Regions from separate parts of the Homo sapiens genome. Here region 2 is linked to region 1. Evidence: chromatin loops called from intact Hi-C (ENCODE). Cell type or tissue: psoas muscle. All regions are shown on one strand. Links, peaks and the distances in the headings refer to the core of each region. The heading gives the core; the rest is flanking DNA.

Evidence for each region. A loop is a pair of places that touch in the nucleus more often than their neighbours do. Peaks named below come from ENCODE experiments on the same cell type or tissue, not always from the same donor. Only the 100,000 strongest peaks of a DNase experiment are listed, where the experiment ranks them.
Region 2: it touches region 1 in a loop (2.3-fold over the local background); 3 of 110 quality-filtered maps call a loop at or near these places.

What each region holds. Positions count from the first base shown.
Region 1 is chr22:17,264,124-17,274,622 of GRCh38, forward strand. CECR3 (cat eye syndrome chromosome region, candidate 3) reads right to left here and starts at 2,610. Exons shown (of 3, transcript NR_038398.2): 1 at 2,400-2,610. RefSeq lists enhancers at 1-232, 233-1,059, 5,380-6,368. In psoas muscle, for the core only: a CTCF peak has its summit at 4,526 (motif pointing right); DNase peaks (open chromatin) are centred at 2,258 and 2,718; H3K27ac peaks cover 2,016 bases.
Region 2 is chr22:17,428,629-17,439,127 of GRCh38, forward strand. All of the region lies in intron 1 of CECR2 (CECR2 histone acetyl-lysine reader), which reads left to right. Among named protein-coding and RNA genes, the nearest start is that of CECR2, 64 kb to the left of the region's middle. RefSeq lists a silencer at 4,242-4,442 and an enhancer at 6,938-7,498. In psoas muscle, for the core only: no CTCF peak of the experiment used is centred there; no DNase peak of the experiment used is centred there; H3K4me3 peaks cover 2,112 bases; H3K27ac peaks cover 8,000 bases.

The sequences.
Region 1 (10,499 bases), core at 1,450-9,449:
ATTCCTTATAGCTGAACAAAGATGAATGACCCTAACCCGTTCAAGTCAGGCTGGACTCCTTCCACTCTGATCATACATTTGGTTTTACAAAGCGCTGAGCGACAGGAAGAAAGAATGGCTCTTACTGGCCGAGTTGAAGGGCTTCGAGCACATTTTTCTCAACAGCACAATCTGGCTCCCTGACACAAAAGGCAGGGAAAGGAAGGGGCAGCGGCTCCCAATGAACAGAGACGGATGGCGGCCGGGCCTCTGCCGCCACTGCTGTGCCCACTGGGCAGACCAGCCACATCTCCTGGCTCAGGCCAAAGACTAGGGCAGATGACACATGGGGTACTCACAGGAGAGCTGTGCTCAGGGCTTCCTGCTGGCCCCGGAACCTTCCAGAATGGCCTCTCACACACTCCCCGCCCTCCCTCCTTCTCTCTGTCTCTCCCGGAACCTTCCAGAGTGGGCTCTCACACACTCCCCTCCCTCCCTCCTTCTCTGTCTCTCTCTCTCTCTCAGTGAAAGGACTTCCTTGGCAAGAGTGTCAGGTTTCAGTTGTCTGTGTCCTGGGAAATTACAAGATCTTTCCCCTTTCTCTTTTTAGCTAGGATTACACATGCAGAGCCATTTGGCTCCCCTGGCCTGCGCAGCTGCTGCCGGCCGGGCCGGGGGATCATGCCAGGCAGCCCAGCCAGAGGTGAGCTGGGTCACAGGGGTGAGCTGCCAGGCCTGCTCACCCCTCTTCTTGGTGTGATCCCCTCAAGTCCAATCCCCAGGGACCTTCCCCAGGAATGCTGAGAGCACCAGCTGTCCCGGCCATGTCAGGCATCTGGCCACCAGGTCTCCTTCCACTCCAGGGGCAACCACCGCCAGAGGGAAAAACGGAAACACCAGGTTATTTGTGATCTGCATACTCACTCCTCGTTTAGAGAGACAAGCAGGAGGCCAGGGGAATAGATGGGACTGTGGGAACAGCCAAGGGCAGAGGGTGAAGGGCGGCGATCAGAAGGAAAGACGGAATGCCCACACATTCCCTGCCGCTCCCGGCTCCAGCCGTGGAGGAAGCGGGGCTCGGAGGACATTGCACCAGACAGGTCTTGTTTAGAAAATTGGAAAAGAACAAATATTGATTACAAGAGTGCAGGAGAATGGGCCCTTCCATCATCAAAAACAGGTATTCAGCCAGGCGAAGTGACTCACGCTTGTAATCCCAGCACTTTGGGAGGCAAAGGCAGGAGGATCGCTTGGGCCCAAGAGTTTGAGACCAGCCTGGGCAGCATGGTGAAACCCAGTCTCTACAAAAAATACCAAAAATTAGCTGGGTGTGGTGACGTGTCTGTGGTCCCAGCCATTCGGGTGGCTGAGGTGGGAGGATTGCTTGGGCCCGGGAGGTCGAACCATGTTCACACCATGGCATTCCAGCCTGGATGACAGAATGAGACCCTGTTTCTAATAATAACAGTAATAATAATAATAAAATACATACTCACTAGCTATGACTCTGCTTTACAGGATAATTGGGGCAAAAATGTTCTTGGGTGAAACTGGGTAACCTAATTTGAAAGGTCTGGGAAACATGGCCCAATTTCAGCCTCGCTCGCCACTCACAGGCCAAGTGGAGGTTGCGGTTCATAACATACTGGACACTAGACATCACTAATGCCTTCATTCTACAAATGGGAAAACCATGGCTGAGAGGTCACCTGATCTCCCAAGTTCACTCAGAGACGTGGGGATGGGCCGAGCTCCAGAGCCTGGGCCTTGCCCTGCTCCACCCCATACAGCACGAAGTTCCCTGGCCAACTAAGGAAGGAGTGCAAGGTGACTGAAGAAAACAAAAACAAACAGAACTGACACAAAAAACAAACAAACAAAACTGAGTGCCAAAGAAGGAGAATTTGGGGGCTGAGGCTGTGGCTGCAGAGTGGGAGTGGGGATAATCAACGCTGGGCTCCTGAGTGTCTCTGGAAGGGCGGGCCCTGGTGTCCAGAGCGCCTGGTGCCCACCTTCCCCTTTCCCCCAGGGCCCCTGTCTGAGAGCTCTTCTACCCACTCCTGGCTGCTGGGGCACCTGATATTTTCCAAAACACAATTTTCACACCCTTAATAGTGGGCTGCGGAGGAGTCAGGATCAGAGCCTCTAGCTCAGATTTCCTTCCCTGAAAGGATACGGTCTTAGAAACTGCATGCTGTGCAGAGTCCTATCATTCAGAAGAAACACAAAACCCAAGCCCTGGGGAGTCACGTGGCCACCACGGATGCCCCGGCCTCGGACTAAGCTAAGGGCATTAGCCCGGGTGGCCTGTAGCTGCTCTGCAGCTCTGATCAGTCCTACAGACACATGGCACCCCCCACCTGTCACCTTTAGGACCCTCCAGTCAGGCCCCCTTAAGATGCAGTGTTCCCCATGCTCACCTTTGAGGCTTACTCTGCTGCTAAGGAAACAGCATGCAACTTCCCAGGGTTATGAGAAATAATTTTCCTAGGAATGTCACCAGCTGCAGACGCCCCTGTCATAAACTGTCCCAGCTCTAAGCCGCCTAGGGCTTTTATCCCCTCCTCTTAGCTACTCATTACCCAGCTTAATTAGGCCAGGAAATGCTGGCGCTGAAGACACTCTCGGCAGGAGGCAGGGCTGGAGGAGAGATTCTCAGCAGCGCCACTTCCTGAGGCTTGATCTGGGGGCTGGGGAAGGCTGTGGAGGAGGTCGGCTGGGGATGGCAGGCTGCGTCCTCCAGTGAACAGCTGCTGGGAACGAAGCAGGGATGCACGCATTTGCTCCCCAGGCCCTCCAGGGAGCTGAGGGTTGCACTTGTTTACGGTAACAGCACCGGATCTGAAGGCCTTGGAAGGCTCTGCCTGCCCCCACCCCAACCCTCCCATCTCAATTAACCAGCTTCACCACCCCACCCCCACTCTTTCCTAGGGAAGAGGTTGAAACCTCAGTTACCACTCACAATATTTCAGCCCCAACCCTGACATAATCACAGTCAAAGACCCAGCCTGAGATGCCTTCCATTTTCAGCCAGCCCCTGACCTTCACCCTGAACCACCTTGGTCATGCACAACCTCCTGGTTCTTCACTAGGTGGAACACAGGAATGGGGTTGCCTGCTATAGAGCTGTATGTGCTTCACCCAGTTTTGGAGCTTTCTGCTCCAGTGGCGTTGGAAGGGGAGTAGCAATGTTGAGGGTTCATAGAATGGGGTTTATATCAGACAGATGGGGGTCTAGACTGTAGCTCTGCCCCAGGTCATTCTGTGACCTTGAATATGCTATTTCATTTTTCTGCACCTAAGTTTCTTTAGCTGCAAAAATGGGGGTGCTAATATCGGCTTCTTGGGAGGTTGAGATGATCTTATATCCTTATAGTAGACACAGGCAAATGTTCAGTAAGAAGTGGCCGGTATCTCCGATGTGGGGCACTAGTTCAGAGGCCTGCAGTTACCAACTTTTCTTTGCTGGGAGGTATGGAAAGGGGAAAACTAGTATTAATGAGATCCCGCTATCTGTGGAAGGTATTCATACTTACACGATTTTCCTTTCATTTCCCAATTATCTGTGGAGGCTTTGAGATTTAAATGAGTAAACTGAGGCTCGGAGAGGGTAGGAGGGTGAGTCATGCCTCATGAGTGGCAGAGCAGATCATACAACAGGGCTACGGCAGATGCCCAGGGCTGCTGAGTCTGGGACTGCTTCGTGGCCTGGAAATGTCAGAATGACACCAGTCTAGGCCAGGCGCAGTGGCTCAGGTCTGTAGTCCCAGGACTTGGGGAGGCCGAGGTGGGCGGATCACTTGAGGTCAGGAGTTCGAAACCAGCCTGGCCAATATGGTGAAACCCGTCTCTACTAAAAATTCAAAAATTAGCCAGTTGTGTTGTTGGGCGCCTATAGTCCCAGTACTCAGGAGCCTGAGGCACAAGAATCGCTTGGACCCGGAAGGCAGAGGCTGCAGTGAGCTGAGATCAAACCATTGCATTCCAGCCTGGGCGTCAGAGCGAGACTTATCTCAAACAAACAAACAAACAAAAGAATCACACCAGCCTAGAGCGAGTAGGATGACTAGAATCTCAGCAGCCACAGCACCAGGTGGATCATCGCCCTGGAGAGGGGAATATGAGGGCTGAGTCACAGTGTCATCCAAAAAGGACTTGTCAGCCTCTGCAGAGGCTGCCTCTCACCTGCGGAACACGTACCCACTGTGCTGTAAGTCCTGGAGCAATTTGCTTCAGCCTTCTCAGGTGTATGGTTTTATGCCTTGGCTTTTCCATTGTGTCCACATTTTCTCAGAAAATGCAAACTTCTTGAGAAGTGACCTCATTTCCCTCACCTGCAGCAAGACAAACGTAATTCTTGGCACTCAGATATGCAATAGTGCTGTGATTTTAACTTTTCTATGTAACTGTAACTTTGAAAAGTACTCTCCCATTCCACCAAGCAAAAAAAGAAAAAAAAAAAAAAGCCCCAGGGCAGGGGTGGAGGGATTGGGGCGTAAGGGGAACCTCCAATTCCATCCAGAGGAGGGCACTAGTCCATCTGCTCAGGCCCTCCACACATCGAGGTGCTCCTAGGTCCCCAAGAAAATCTCTTGATCCACCCAAAGAATCCCAAACTACTGACCATTGGTTTCCAAGGTCCATGAGTCATGACACTCTTAGACTTACTTAGCTGGTAAGATGCTTCTCATTTGAAAAACACAAAATCAAGAAAGCTCCTGGCTGAGCAGCTAGAGGCATAAGAAACCTTGGAATCCTAAACCATCAGGGTCTCTGGCTTTGTCAGTCTCTGTTGGGATCCTAGATAAGTGAAGTCAGGGGTAAAGAAAATAAATCGGCAGCTTCCCAGGGTGCTGGAAAGGCTGTCAGGCAGAACTTCCTTCCATGTGGCTCCAGGGAGCAGAACTTGGGTAAAGCTTCAGAAAGGCCGCTGTGGGCTTCACATGCAGCTGTTCCTAACCCCTGGGGCTGTCAGGAATTCTGTCTTGCTAAGGAAGGAAGGCCAGGCAGTGCAGGTGCAGGTGGGGGTTCTGGGGAGGTGGGTGCTGGGGGACTGTGCACCGAGGAAGATGTGGGGCCCTCAGGGTCACACCTCCCACCCCCAGAATTCTACAGACAAAGATGCTGTGATGTATAACTAGGAAAGGTGAAGGTGGGGGGACAGCCACTGAAACAGAGCCAGGATGTTGAGCTCTAACCCAGGGATTTTCCTCTCAACACCATCTGGGGCACGCTTTTAGAGCATCTCCCCTCCCCATTCACTCTACACCTCCTTTCCACCCACCGGGAGGCTCCATCTTCCTCAGTTGACTCCCACACAGAGGCAGAAGAAGGAGAAGCTGCCTCCACCCTGAGGAGCTTGGGGGCAAACATCTGCTCCCTACCATTGTTTCCCCTTATTTAGTGGGTGGGAAGGACCTGGCAGAGCTCTTCAGCCAAATCACACACCCAGGTGGCAGTTTGGTGAACCCTCCTCCAGGGTAACTGGGGAAAGCTGAAAATGCCTGTTGGCCTGACAGGGGTTTTCAGAGTGTCACTCCCATGCTGAGTGGGTGGGGCGGAGAGGTGACATTCACCCTCCTCGGCAGCACCCCTTATGTCCCTCGTGTGTTCTCCGGCTGCAGAGCCCAGTGAGGCTATGCAGTGACAGATAGTCACTTGTGCCTCTCTCTCCCTTCTGCTCCCCCCCGCCCCTGCCACTTCTACCCACCCAGGCTTGCAGCAGAGGGCCTGGAGTCTTGGGTGTGGGCAGGTGTTTATCTCATCAGACAACTAAAGTTTTGCCAGGGCTGGGCTGCGGGTTCACGCATTCACCTGCTGACCTGCTTAGGAAACACAGGGCAGGGTTTTGTTCCAGTGCCTTCCTGGCAGCCACACCCACTTAACACCAAATTCCCAATGCCAGGTCTGAGACAGAGGGGATCGCAGTGGAGACTGCACTCGCTTCAGCAGTTACCAGCTCTGGTAATATCTGTTGAGCAACTGCTCCATGGCAGGGCTGGGGAGGTGGCCCGTGAACAAATTGGCCAGGGCAGGTCCCTGCTCCGACCTGTGGTGCTTGCAGTCACCGTCTGGGGAGGGACTGCAAAACCACACAGACAGTACGACAGACGGTGCACCATGAGGAGAAGGTCTGGCTTCCATGAACATGTGCCACAGCGGGAGCAAAGTAAATGAGATTGGAGGGGGCCAGGAGGAAATGACATTGAAGCTCAGAGGAAGAGAATTTAACCAGGACTGGACTGTCTTCCGGGGGCGATCAGAGCAAAGGCGCTAAGATGACAGGAGCCACTATGCGTCTGAAGAAGCCAGGTGGGTGCTGACTCACAGTTCTTATTCTGGTCTTTCTCATGACTTACCTGTGGCCTGACCCACAGCCCTTCATTTCTCCCTGGACAACGTGGCTGTCCAGAGGAGAGGAGACTGGGCGTCCAAAGTACTGCCAGCCCCTGCGTTGTTATTATCGATTACAACGTGTTATTTCCAGCTTCTACCCTCTCCACAAAAAAAAGAGCCTTCTGGGAGAGGACACCTGCCCAGACATAGCCTGGACTCCGCAGGGGTTCCCACAAGCACATCCAGGCTCTGTCATTCCCTCCTTGTAGATGATCTGGCAAATTTGGAGTTTGACTCCTAATTCTGCTGCCTCAATCCCTGCCCCTCCCCTCACATGAGCACTGTGGACGGTCGCATGTGCGCTTCCCCTGTTGAACTCAGACACGCATGCATGCCAAAGGGAATCATACATTTCTTCTAGAATTTATTTTTCTTTTCTTTTTTTTTTTTTTTGAGACAGAGTCTCGCTCTGTCGCCAGGCTGGAGTGCAGTGGCTCAATCTCAGTTCACTGCAGCCTCCGCCTCCTGGGTTCAAGCAATTCTCTGCCTCAGCCTCCCAAGTAGCTGGGATTACAGACACCCACCACCATGCCCGGCTAATTTTTGTATTTTTAGTAGAGACAGGGTTTCACCATCTTGGCCAGGCTGGTCTTGAACTCCTGACCTCGTGATCCACCCACCTCAGCCTCCCAAAGTGCTGGGATTGCAGGCATGAGCTACTGCACCTGGCCTAGAATTTCTTTTAACTGAATAATTTATCTTCCATTAATACATGTGCTTCTATCCTTGTTTGTTTTTCGTTTTTGTTTTTTTGTTTTTTTGAGACAGAATCTCGCTCTGTCGCCTAGCCTGGAGTGCAGTGGCGCCATCTCGGCTCACTGCAAGCTCCGCCTCCCGGGTTTACACCATTCTCCTGCCTCAGCCTCCTGAGTAGCTGGGACTACAGGTGCCCGCCACCACGCCCGGCTAATTTTTTGTATTTTTTTTAGTAGAGACAGGGTTTCACTGTGTTAGCCAGGATGGTCTCAATCTCCTGACCTCGTGATCCACCCCTCTCGGCCTCCGAAAGTGCTGGGATTACAGGCGTGAGCCACTGCGCCCGGCCCTCTCTTTGTTTTTATTTTTATTATTTTTATTTATTTATTTATTTTTGAGACAGAGTTTCGTTCTTGTCGCCCAAGCTGGAGCGCAATGGCGCTCTCTCAGCCCACTGCAACCTCTGCCTCCCTCATTCAAGCTATTCTCCTGCCTCAGCCTCCAGAGCAGCTGGGATTACAGGCATGCACGACCATGCCTGGCTAATTTTGCAGTTTTAGTAGAGATGGGGTTTCTCCATGTTGGTGAGGCTGGTCTCGAACTCCCAATCTCAGGTGATCCGCCCGCCTCTGCCTCCCAAAGTGTTGGGGTTACAGGCGTGAGCCACCGTGCCTGGCCTCTCTCTTTGTTTTTAACTGCTTCATTGTTTTACTTAGTCTGGATGTCATAATTTATTTACTTGTTTGTTTGTTTATGTTTTTAGAGTCAGGGTCTTGCTCTGTTGTCCAAGCTGGAGTGCAGTGGTGTGATCATGGCTCACTGCAGCCTCGACCTCCCAGGCTCAAGAGATCCTCCTGCCTCAGCCTCCTAAGTGGCTGGGACTACAGGCATGCACCACCATGCCACCAAATTTTATATTTTTGGTAGAGAGGGCCTTGCTGCTTTGCCCAGGCTGGTCTCAAACCCTCAACCTCAAGCTATTCTCCCACCTTGGCCTCCCAAAGTTGCAATTACAGTTCTTATCCACCAGGATGTGATGATTTATTTAATGATTTCCTTATTGATAGATATTTTGGGTCCCCCTTACCTTTTATTTATTTCTCTCTTTTTTTTGTGTGCTATTTTACCTAGGGTTACTTTTTAATAAGGTGAACTTAAGGTGGGTTGGAGTTCAGATTTTTTTTTTTTTTTAGAAAACTTACAACAGATAAAGATGAGGAACCCACCACTAACGATGTTGAATTTGTTTTTGTTTTTCTTGTAATAAGTCCTATTTGGAACCTTGGCCCATTTGCTACTGGGCCAGCCCCCTCCTGCTAGGATGACCTTAGCCCCCTGGGCCAGCCCTGCTTCCCCAGTCCCTACCCCCTGGTGCAGTGGTGATGAGACACCTCCCTCTGCTTCCTCTGAGCCCTCCTTCGACACTGATAGGCCGGGCTCACCCTTGCAGGGCTGGAATTTGCCAAGCTTGCCTCCCTCCCTCTGGGAATGAGCACTCCCCACCCCTCCCCCTTCATTTTCTCTGGAGCCTTTGGGACAAACAACTCTCTAGGACGGAGCTACCTCCTAAGGGAGGCCCCTCTGGCCTCTTCCCTGGCATCTGTGACCACCTGCGTCTGCCACAGCTTCTCTGGTCCAGCCTGACCTGATGAGTCTATTTGTACTTCCTCACTGTCTTCTTTGAACCTTGATTTCTGAGGAAGTTTCCAATCCCACCCCCAGCCAGAGTCCTTCCTGTTCTCTCATGATGTTTCTCCCCAGCTCAGGGCCTTTTGTTTTCCACCCCAACCCTCCCTGCAAGTTTGTCCCCCTTTGCCAGGAGCTCTCCAGCCCAGCAGCCTCTCTTCTTACTAATCTCTTTTCCAAACGCTGTCTTCTGTAGCCAGGTCTACCCAACAGAAAGTGAAGAAGGTTGGCAATTATCTAATGAGTCCACACAATGTAGACAGCCAATTAAAATATCCTTGACACAACCAATCCCCTCCGCTTTGTTGAAAGCTGAACTCCAGTGAGGCCTGCCCCTGACAAAATCTGTCACACAATCTAGATGATTGGGGTGACAAGAACCGATGTTTATCTAACTAGCAAGTGAGAATTTCAGCTTTCTCTAGGTCTGGCTGCCATCTCTCCAAATAAAGGATAGTCCAATGTACCCACAAACAAATAAACGAAACAAAAGAGAAAACACACACCACAAAAACTGCTTTCTTAGAGTTGGTGTCTAATTGTGAACTGAAGTCCACCCTCAAAATAGGAATTTCTGTGGAAGGTACTGTTTTTGTGGTGACTCGAATCCCAGCGTTCTATCTGTAGGTGCACCCTGGTGCAAAACACAGTGCACAGTGGAGTGCTGTAGCTTTCGCGTCTCCAGGGACTTTGACGTCCCTCCCTCTTGCCTTGTTGAAAAATTCAAACTAGAAGAATCCTATGAAATAAAATGCAATTAATAAGCACTCTTTAGGTGTTTAGGGTTGGTTAAAGACAGAAGCCAGGGCCGGACGCGGTGGCTCACACCTGTAATCCCAGCATTTTGGGAGACCAAGGCAGGCAGATCACCTGAGGTCAGGAGTTCGAGACCAGCCTGATCAACATGGAGAAACCCTGTCTCTACTAAAAGCAGAAAATTAGCTGGGCGTGGTGGTGCATGCCTGTAATTCCAGCAACTTGGGAGGCTGAGGCAAGAGAATCACTTGAACCTGGGAGGCGGAGGTTGCGGTGAGCCAAGATCACACCATTGCACTCCAGCCTGGGAAAGACAAGAACAAAACTCTGTCTCGAAAAAAAAAATAGCTGGGCGTGGTGGCGGGAGCCTGCAGTCCCAGCTACTTGGGAGGCTGAGGCAGGAGAATGGTGTGAACCCGGGAGGCAGAGCTTGCAATGAGCTGAGGTTGCGCCACTGTACTCCAGCCTGGGTGACAATGCGAGACTCCGTCTCAAAAAAAAAAAAAAAAAAAAGAAAGAAGCTACTTCTCTGACTGCACAGTTATCTTCTATTTGACAATTTGAGTCAGAACATTTAATCTTCCACTTCAATTATTTACAAAACACTTAAATTATTTTAGTTATTTTCTTTCTTTCTTTTTTTTTTTTTTTTTAGTAGAGACAGGGTTTCACCGTGTTAACCAGGATGGTCTCGATCTCCTGACCAAGGATGGTCTCCATCTCCTGACCTCGTGATCCGCCCACCTCAGCCTCCCAAAGTGCTGGGATTACAGGCATGAGTCACCGCGCCCGGCCTATTTTAGTTATTTTATTAAACTGACACTAGATGTATTATTATTATTATTTTTTTTTCAGATGGAGTTTCACTCTTGCCCAGGCTGGAGTGCAATGGCCCGATCTCAGCTCACTGCAACCTTCGTCTCCCGGGTTCAAGTGATTCTCCTGCCTCAACCTCCCAAGTAGCTGGGATTACAAGCACCCGCCAC
Region 2 (10,499 bases), core at 1,548-9,547, 160 kb after region 1:
CTTTTTCTTTCTTTTTTAAATTTAAATTAAATAGAGACATGGTCTCCCTATGTTGCCTGGGCTGGTCTCGAACTCCTGGGCTCGAATGATCCTCTTGACTCAGCCTCTGAAAGTGCTGGGATTACAGGTGTGAGCTACTGCACCCAGATGAGAAAAATAATGTTTTTATTTGTGTGTGTGTGTGTGTGTGTGTGTGTGTATATAAAGGCAGCAGAGTCATCTGGGAATGCTCAGGGAATAGGCGTGGTGGGGTAATGTGCTCAAGAGAGACAAATGTTTGGAGTGGCCTCTAGGAGAACAGGAGAGGGGTTGTGGAGCTTGGTTGATGATGGAGATAGCTTATAGTGGTACCAGTGTACATGTGTGAGTCTATTGTTTTTCATTTTTCCAGTGCTCAGATAACTGCCTAGGAGAACATGTAAATGCAATCATTGTTCATCAGGGTTGGGATTTTGCATGGAGGCGTAAAAGAAGGATTGGTGGGATAGGGGAGAGTCTGGAATCATGGGGAGAATGACTGAAGTGACTGATCATGGTGGTGGGGGGATGGTCTAGGGTGGATATGGAGAGAAATGCACAGTGATTGGTACAAAGAAGGTCCTCAGTAAATATGTGGTAGAATTAATAGATGAAGGGAACTAATAGATTGGAAGAAAATATAGTATTACAAGGACTAGAGATTCCAATGTAGTCAGAATAGGTATTTTGGATATGAATGACATGTGACATAGTAAGATAAAAGACAGGAGGTGAGGATTTGAGAGCAGGGCATATGAAGATCTCACAAGGGAGACCGGGCGCGGTGGCTCACACCTGTAATCCCAGCACTTTGGGAAGCCGAGGTAGTCGGATCGCTTGAGCCCAGGAGTTCAAGACCAGCCTGGCCAGTAGGGCACAACCCCATCTCTACCAAAAACAAAAACAAAAACAAAGAAAAGAAAAGAAAAAAGAGATCTCACAGGACAGCATCTCTGGATTAGCTTATACAGAGTAAGTTATATCAATGGGGGTTGACTTATGGAAGATAAAAAGGAACTATACAGCGTTGGATGAGTTCTAAGTAAGGATTTCACAACCATTTAGGTTGATGGTGGGAGGGACAGAAGGAGATTACAGCTTATTATAAGGAAATGGGTAGGTTAGTGAATAACAGGGAGAAGCAGAGAACTAGAGCTTGATTGCATGAGCCTCAAAAGATGTTTTCATTCATGGTCAGAGTGGCAGTAAGAAGTCCTATATGGCTGGTGGAAGACTAAGCCACCATTAGTGCAGTCTCTAGGGAAGGACTTTCTCCTTAGGAGAAAAAATAGTTTAGTTACGACAAAGAGGAGAATATTGCCAAATTGCTATGCATAGAGGTTAAACCAGTTTAGACCCCCCACCAACAGTGTATGAGAGTATTCGTTTCCTATATGGGGCATTCTTTATTTACCACAGGGTTGATGATAGTTTTCCTTTTTATTAGATTTATAATTGGTACATTGGAACTTGATTCACATCATCCTGTATTCAGTGATGTCTGGCTTCTGAAATGCTGCTGTTATCATTTTATCTGCATTACTTCTTTCATAGGTCAGGCCTCTTACAGTTGTCAAACTTCAGTACAGTTCTATATGAAAAATGCACATAACCTATACCCGCATTTGTTTAGCAAAATGGTGTGCACGGGTTCCTGATGAACATTGCAAATGTGTATCTATAGAAAGGGCCCTACCTTTCTGCACCCTCCCTCTCTTCCCACATGTCCTTTGGCCATCCTTCCATCTGGCACACTTATTCTACCCCCTAATTCTTCAAGATGCTCTATCAGCCAATTTATTCTCCATCAGCCCTTGTAGTTCATCACACTCAATTATCTCTAACCCTCTCCCACCTCCACTCCCACCACACACCCCAGTGCTCCTGCCTCTCAGGATGTGATTGATTTTCCTTCTCCTTCTGCCAGCTTTCTCTCTGGGTTAGACTGCCCTGTCAGATTGTAGTGCTGAGGAAAGAAGGGTTCATCCTAAGCCTGACTTGTACTCTGTACAGCTGGAGTTGTTTCTCAGCATCCAGCCAAGGCTTCTTTGAAAACACTCACTGGGGAAAAGAACAAGGTTGCATCATCCCTTTGGGTCATGGCTGCAGTGTCTCTTGGTGGTTTTAAAAACAGCTCACTCCTTGGCTCTCAAATGACCCTGGAAAACAATTGCATTGGCTACGTAAGTCATAATAGTTATAGTCAAATCATTGCCTACTATTTATATATATATAATTATTTACCATGATTATGCTAATGCACATCATTAAACCAGATTAACTCTGTTAGTTTTATTTGATCACAACAGTGCCTCGTCTGTGAGTGCCCTGTCTCTATAGTTCTTGTGCATGCTGCATGGTCGAGTGCTCACAACTTAAAGGGAATCTTGGTGAACCTGACAGTGTTGATGTTTGAGTATTGATCATAACCCTGTTCATCCATACACATTTTGCTAGCTTCTGAATGCTGTATCTGTTTTTGCTAAAGCTGGGGTAAAAAAGAAAACTCTGAAATTTGAGTGCCCATTTAATCAGGCATTTAATATATCTTATTTCATTTAGCTCTTACAACTCTGATGTATGTAGGATTGCTGTTTCTTTTACAGGTCAAGAAACTGAAACTTACAGTAATTAATTGAACTGGTCTTGAGGATATTTGGTTTTGAGCTATTTCAAATGAAGACAATACTACTCACCTCACAAGGTTGATGGGAGGATTATAGTGTCTGTGCAAAACATGAGTCATAGTGCCTGACACAGAAGTTATTGTACATACATGTTTCCTGTTCTCAGTAAATTTATGGTCTAGAACACTCTTCAAAACATATATTTTGTTTGAACTTCATCGGCTCTAAAAGTGATCCATTCCATCTGGAGCTATGGCATAAAATTATTTGCATGTAGATCTTGAATAACTACCAGCAGTTCCTTGCTTTTATATACTACTGTTTCACCTGAATTCAATAAATTAAAATAGGAGCAAAGAAAACTATATTTATATTTTGAATTTATATTTTGAACAGTATCATTGGAGCATGACTTAAAATGGAAAAAAAAAGACTAAAGTGGTAATTCTTATTGATGCGTGTTGTAACATCAAACACGTTTTCTAGTATCCCTCGTATTTTTTTTTTGGGAGGGGCGCGGCTTATTGAGATATTCACAAACCGTACAATTAACTCATTTGAAGTATACAGTTCAGTGGTTTTAGTATATTTAGAGTGCGCAGCCATGACCACAGTCAATTTTAGAACATTTTCAACACCCCAAACCTTTCAGCAGGCACACTCCACTCACGTTTTTCCCCATCCTCTGGAAACCACTGAGCTTTGTGCCTGTATGGATTTTGCCCACTCTTGACATTTCCTGTAAGTGGAATCACACAGCCCCACTTTGTGCCTGTATGGATTTGCCCACTCTGGACATTTCCTGTAAGTGGAATCACACAGCCCCACTTTGTGCCTGTATGGATTTGCCCACTCTGGACATTTCCTGTAAGTGGAATCACACAGCCCCACTTTGTGCCTGTATGGATTTGCCCACTCTGGACATTTCCTGTAAGTGGAATCACACAGCCCTACTGTGGCCCTTTGTGCCTGGCTTTTTCACTTAGCAGAATGTTTTTATGGTTTATTTATGTTGTGGCAGGCATTAGTACTTCATTCCTTTATTGCCAGATACCATTCCACTGTGTGGGTAATACCACATTTGGTTCATCTGTTCATCAGTTGTTGGACATTTGGGTTGTTTCTACTTTTTGGTTATTATCCATAATACTGCTATGAATATTCCTGTAAAAGTTCTTTGTGTGCTCCTAGGTTTTTATTTCTCTTGGGTCTATAGCTAGTTGAATTTCTGGGTCATATGATTACTGTGTTTAACCTTTTGAAGAACTGCCAGACTTTTCCAAAGTCACTGCATTACTTTACATTCTCACCAGCAGTGTATGAGGATTCCAGTGTTTCCACATCCTCGCCAACACTTGTTTTTTATTTTTATTTTTTTAAGAGACAGAGTTTTGCTCTGTTGCACAGGCTAGAATGTCATGACATGATCAAAGGTCACTGCAGCCTCAAACTCCTGAGCTCAAGCAACCCTCCTACCTCAGCCTCCTGAGTACCTAGGACTGTAGGCGCCACCATGCCCTGCTAATTTTTATTTTTGTATAGGCAGGGTCTCACTGTGATCCTCCCACCTCACCCTGTGATTACAGGTGTGAGCCAGCTCACCCAGCTCTATCTGTCTGAGTGTGGCTTTAACAGAGACTTGTTCATGTCAGTATTGATGACAGTCAGATGCTTTATTGTTACCCATAAATATAACACATTCTGTATGGTGTTTTTCCTGGTACATTTCTAAGCATGCACTCTTATCACCGAGCTACATCCCCACCTCGTGTGTTACATTTCTGGTTGCCTAAGTACTGCACTGATTTTTGGGTGGAATCCTTTATCGCTTATATCGTTGGCAAACTGGAGAGTTAATTCTTTGAACTGATACGAACAATATCACTTTCTGGTTAAAGTCAGTATGTGTGTGAAGGCCTCATATTGCTGTATTTAAAAAATCTTTAGAAACACTTTTCACATGTAGTCTGTCTCAATAATAGTGTGTAGATTTTAAAGGAATGCTGTTAATATAATACCCAGTTTGGGGAAAGTTTATGTGTAGAACTGATAAAGGTATTTTAAAGGTTGTCAGTAACACATGTCAACTCAAACCATGTGTTGATTTGCTCAAAGAAGTTAAAATTAACATTTTAGAGTTACATTCTCCCCTGTCATCACATTGTTTTTGTCTTCCTTATTGTTGTTCTTTAAACAGACTCTGGCTCTGTTGCCCAGGCTGGAGTACAGTGCCTCGATCACTGCTCACTGCAGCCTTGACCTCCTGGGCTCAAGTAGTCCTCCCACCTCAGCCTCCCAAGTAGGTGGGACTACAGGTGCGCACTGCCATGCCCGGCTAATTTTTGTGTTCTTTGTAGAGACAGGGTTTTTCTGTGTTCCCCAGGGGTGGTCTTGAACTTTGGAACTCAAGCGATCCACCCACCTCGCCCTCCCAAAGTACTGGAATTACAGGCATGAGTCACTGTACGTGGCCTCCTATCTTCACAGTGTTACTGTGAATATCCAAATACAGTTGAATGCATTATCAAGGAGGAGCTATTGCTGAAAATTGGTTCTTTTAGGGGGAGGTGATGAAGAAAGCTTAGCTATTATGATGGTTTTTGCAATACACAACCTGTTTCTGTCATACTAAAATTTCATGGTTTGGGGACAATGGGGAGCGAATCTAAAAAGATTCCTTAAAAGGGCGGTAATGAAAAATAGGTTAAGAAATAGTTCCCTGGGCATAAAACAGTTGCTAGAATATAACTAAGGTCACTAGAGATCATTTAGTCAGACCTTTTCCCCCAGTGTTTTAAAGTAAGGCACAGAGTGAAATAACGTATTTCACTTACTTACTCTGTGTCAGGCCACTTTTTCTGTCCATGAGGGTAAAAAAAAATGAAGAGGCCTTTTGCTTCTCTTGGGAGAATGAACAGTTAAAGCATGGTGTGACTATTGTTCTGTCAAGGTGAGTGGGAACACAGAGGAAAGGCCACTCACGTTAAGTCAGCTTGAACGAAGGCGAGGAAGGATCCAGGAGAGGTCATGCTCTGAGTCCAGACCCATCCTTCTAGGCAGCTGTAGTGGAATTTAGTTGTTTTCCAAACTTGAGTGTTTGAGAACCTTGGATTGTTTAATTTGAAATGCAGCTTCTGAGGCCGGATTCTGGAGACTCTGATGCAGGCAGTGCAAGAATCTTGCTTTAGGATTCACCGCTTTACATGGTGGCAGTACAGTAGGCCTTCTTCACGGGCAACTTAAGTTAGTAGTCTAACTTTTCTTTTTGGACACTAACCCTTTAGGCTGCTGCCTTAATCACTTTCCGAGCAGTCTAGAAATAAGTTCACCCCCACCATGGATTAGAACCCCCCACTCTTTTTATGCCCGCACCCCCCCTGCTGCTCCCCGTAGCTAAGCTGTCACTCCTGTCTTGTTTTATGTTCTGTTTGTGTGTATTTTCTTGAGCACTTTCTTTTGTGGTCATTTTGGGTGTGGGATACCTTTACCTACTGCTGTTCAGAATAAAGGCAGTGAGTCTCATCTTTTTACCTAGTCAGAGAGTATTTTGTTGAATCCTGGGTGTTACAGTGAAAGGATAGTGTCAAGTCAAGGGGGACTTGAGAGCAGCCAGCATTATCTGGCACTGATGGAAAGAAAGGAAGGAACACACATGGGGTATTGTTGAAGTACGAGCTAACCTGCTCCTCATTGATGTAGGGCTAATGTCGAAACTCAGAAGCCTGCAGGGCCAGACAGGTAACTTAATGGAGGGGATGGGGCCGGATGTGCAGTTAATGAGTTGGAGGATCCATGTCCAGTCTAAGAGGCAGCCCCCTGTTAGTGCCAGCTGAGTCATGAAGAACTGTGAATCAGTCAGACTTGATTTTTCAAGCAAAGGGAGATACCCAGATTTTTGTGTAAGCTCCTCCAAAGTTTTTTCTTTCTTTCTTTCTTTTTTTTTAATGTTGGACAACCAGTGAAAAGCAAAACAAAACTACAGACCAAAACAAACGTTGCTGCCTGCTACCAGTTTGCAATTTCTTATGCATTCCATGAAACTGACTAGTTGACAGTCTTTTCAGATTGACAGTCCATGAACAGGAATTTGCTAATATTTCTAAGACTCAGACCTTGGCAGAAAGATCGGAAAGCAAGGTAGAATTTGGAGACCGGGTTTTATAATTGTAAGATCTCACTTTTGTGAATTGCTGATTAGAATTCACAAAAGTTAGATCCATGGTGCAGTGCCTCTTCTCTCATCTCTAAGTTTAGGAAGCCCTCAGCACCTTTTGAACTGTGTAACCTGACAAGAAAGATGTCTGGGGAATTAGCAAGTTCTATTTTTGTTTGGTCCAGTGAAAATTCTGGACAGGCCACAAACACATTCTAGGGAGTCTAGAATAGACTCCCTTGAGCTCTTTTAATTCTTAAAAAAAAAAAAAAAAAAAAAAAAAACAGGAGCAGGACCATCCAACTTAATCCAGTGAAACGGTGATTTTTTCTCATAGTCATCCCATCCCTTATACAGTGTCTCTCTGGCCAAATTAATTAATACATCAGATGTTCTGAAACACACTGTACTAAATTAGATTTGGGGTCATAGCTATGAATTATCAGTCATCCTCCAAGGGTGCTGGGCAAAGCAAAGGTAAATTTTTTGAAACTTTAGTTTCTTTCTTTTCTTTTCTTTACCTTCTTTCTTTCCCTTCCTCCCTCCCTCCCTCTGTCTGTCTCGCTCTGTCACCCAGGCTGGAGTGCAGTGGCACCATCTCAGCTCACTGCAACCTCCGCCTCCTGAGTTCAAGAGATTCTCCTGCCTCAGCCTCCTGGGTGGCTGGGACTACAGGTGCGTGTCACCACGCTCAGTTAATTTTTTATATTTTTAGTAGAGACGGGGTTTCACGGTGTTAGCCAGGATGGTCTTGATCTCCTGATCTCGTGATCTGCCCGCCTCGGCTTCCCAAAGTGCTGGGATTGCAGGTGTGAGCCACTGCACCCGGCCTTTAGTTTCTTGATGTACCATTTGCTGTTAGCTTAAATTATGCCAACTACAGCCCAAGCTTAATTCAACATTTAAATAAAGTTCTATGCACAATAATACAACACAGCACTTCTATTATAGCAACAACATTAGCTGTCTCTAGTTCCTAAAATAAGAAACTGGAGTGACGGAAGAAAGACTTGGGTTGCTTGTTCCCACCTTTGACTTGTAAACTTCCTTAATGGTCTTTCATCAGATGCTTAAGCTGCCAGAGTATCCCTTATGAATTAACCAGCTACTCTGTGGGAAACTGCTTTTGTACTACTTCCAATTCTGACAACCTTTTTCTCAAGTTGAGCTGCCTCTGTTCCTACTTCTGAAATGCCTGTGCAATGCTGACTGAGTTTGTCACCAGTAAGTTCTCCCCAGACAGGGAAGTCCTGCGGGACCAGTATCAGTCCTCAGTCAGGAAGAGGTTGTATAAATAGCGGGTGCTCACACTCTAGAAAAAGGGGCGGAGGAGAAGGTAAGTGTTGAGCCCCAGATGTGAACTCCTATTTTTGTTTCAGGGTAATTAATGTTTCCTTAAGTGAGCTAAGCCTTGGGCTCTTGCGCCTCTGGCTTTCAGGCCTGAATCAGCAATCTTTAGGCAGGAACTGGGGGTGGGGAAAAGGATTTTGTATTTCATGTCATCCCCAAATGAATGAAGTAATATGAGAGCAGCACTTTCTGAAGCTTGGCCTTGAGGCTGGAGAATGGGTTGTGGAAGGTGAAAACTTTCCTTTTAAAATCCTAGTGACTTGGGGAGAACTGGCCTCTGACAAGTCTCTTGCTGCAGTCTGATGACTGCAGCTCTCAGAGATGCTGTTGGGTTGTCTGGTGTTTGTTTCTAGTTCTCTGCTCGAGTGTTAGTGCCATTAGATGGTCTTGCCCCTGTCTGCGGTTCTGCCTTCCATGTCTTCCCCTTCCCCCTTGGCCTCCTAAATTAGATACATTCCCCCTCTGCTCCCAGACGTCTCCATCTCCTCATCCCCTGACAGAGCAATCATTTATCAAGTTGTTTCACGCGTTGTCGGGAGGGGGGCCCTGGGGACTCAGTTTGTTTCGTCCCTTTGTTGAAGCTCCACAGGATCGGCCAGCTTAGTCTCCAGCCAACTGCTGAGAGTTGCTGGACTCCAGGAGCAAATGTTAAAGGGGCCGCCTTTCATCTACTTGCTGTGACTTCAACCTTTCTATTTAAATTCCAGCTTATTGGAACTCACATACGTACACTTCCTCGACATGTTTTTGATCATATGATATTTCTTTTTCATTATGTACCTCCCCATCCATACCATCACTGAGGACCTGAAATAGATTTTTCATAGTATATTACTGTAGACATACTTTGTAAGTAGGAGTTCCTGCTTTTTTATGACTTCTTTTTATGTATGCTTTGACTTATCAAGGTGTCACACTGTTGACCATAGAAATTTCTAAATAGTATAGGGATTAAAAAAAATTTTAAAGTTTGTCAGACTTTAAAATGCAAGGTGAGCATCACTGCTTCTTAGCAGGAGTGATGAAGGTTTTCCATAGTGTCTACAAAGATAAAAGGAAAAATTTCCTTCGACTTCAAGGATGTATAGTGTGAATGTTAACCAATGTTGACCATGAATTTGAAAGATGGATGTTACTCACTGTAACTTAATAGTTTAAAAGGACAAAGTTTCTTTTGTGGAGTAATAGAAATGAGACTTTAATGTTAATGAAAATTTTTTTCTGTGATCTAGGAATATTTCCTCCCAGTATTTTATTATGAAAACTTCCAAATGAACAGAAAAGTTGAAAGAATTGTACATTATATTTGGGGTTTTAAAAATGCATTTCTTTAGCAAGCTGAATATTACATGCAGTAGTATCATAATGCATTGTAAAGTTATGCTTGGAAGCAAAGTAACAACAAAAATGCCCCAGATGACATGCGTTACAAACAGAACATTTCAAAAATGAGTCCCTTTCAACCTGAACAGGGCTTATCTTGTGTTTATTGTAGACAAGCTGAGCCCAGAACCTAAAGTTGTATAGTATTGAGAAGTTTAGTGGGGAAAATGTTTTCCTTTCTCATCACATGTTTTGGGTTGAAAATATTTAATCACTTTGATGAGACTTGTCGACTGACAAGTAGTTTATAATGAGAGTAAATTGTCCTTAGTACCGTGATTTGGTTCCTGTATATGGAGTCTCTTAAAACAACTTACTCAATTTAACATCAAAATGAGCCCAAAATGTTTTCCCATAAGGCAAGCTTGTCCAACCCACCTGCCCGCAGGCCGCCTGCAGCCCAGGACGGCTTTGAATGAGGCCAACACAAATTCGTAAACTTTCTTAAAACATTATGAGATTTTTTTTTTTTGCAATTTTTTTTAAAGCTCATCAGGTATCATTAGTGTTAGCATATTTTATGTGTGGCCCAAAACAATTCTTCTTCAAGTGTGGGCCAGGGAAGCCAAAAGATTGAACAACCCTGTCATAAGGTATGTCATTATTGGGATGATTTCCAGCTGAAAAACTTCAGTGTGTTATTTCTTATTGATTTTTCACAGTGAAACTTAATAAAATTGTAATCGCTAAGAAAAAAAAGTTGTTTTCTTTTTTTCTTATATTAATACTGTTTGGCTGGACATGGTGGCTCATGCATGGAATTCCACACTTTGGGGGAGGTCAAGTTGGGAGGATCACTTGAGGCCAGGACTTAGAGACCAGCCTGGGCAACAGAGTGAGACCTCATCTCTACACATTTTTTTTAAAGTATGTATATATAAAAGCAAGAAGACCTAGCATTAATTCTGAAAATTAATGTGTACTACTTGCTAGATATTTTTTCTAGCAGTGAATAAGACACATAAAAA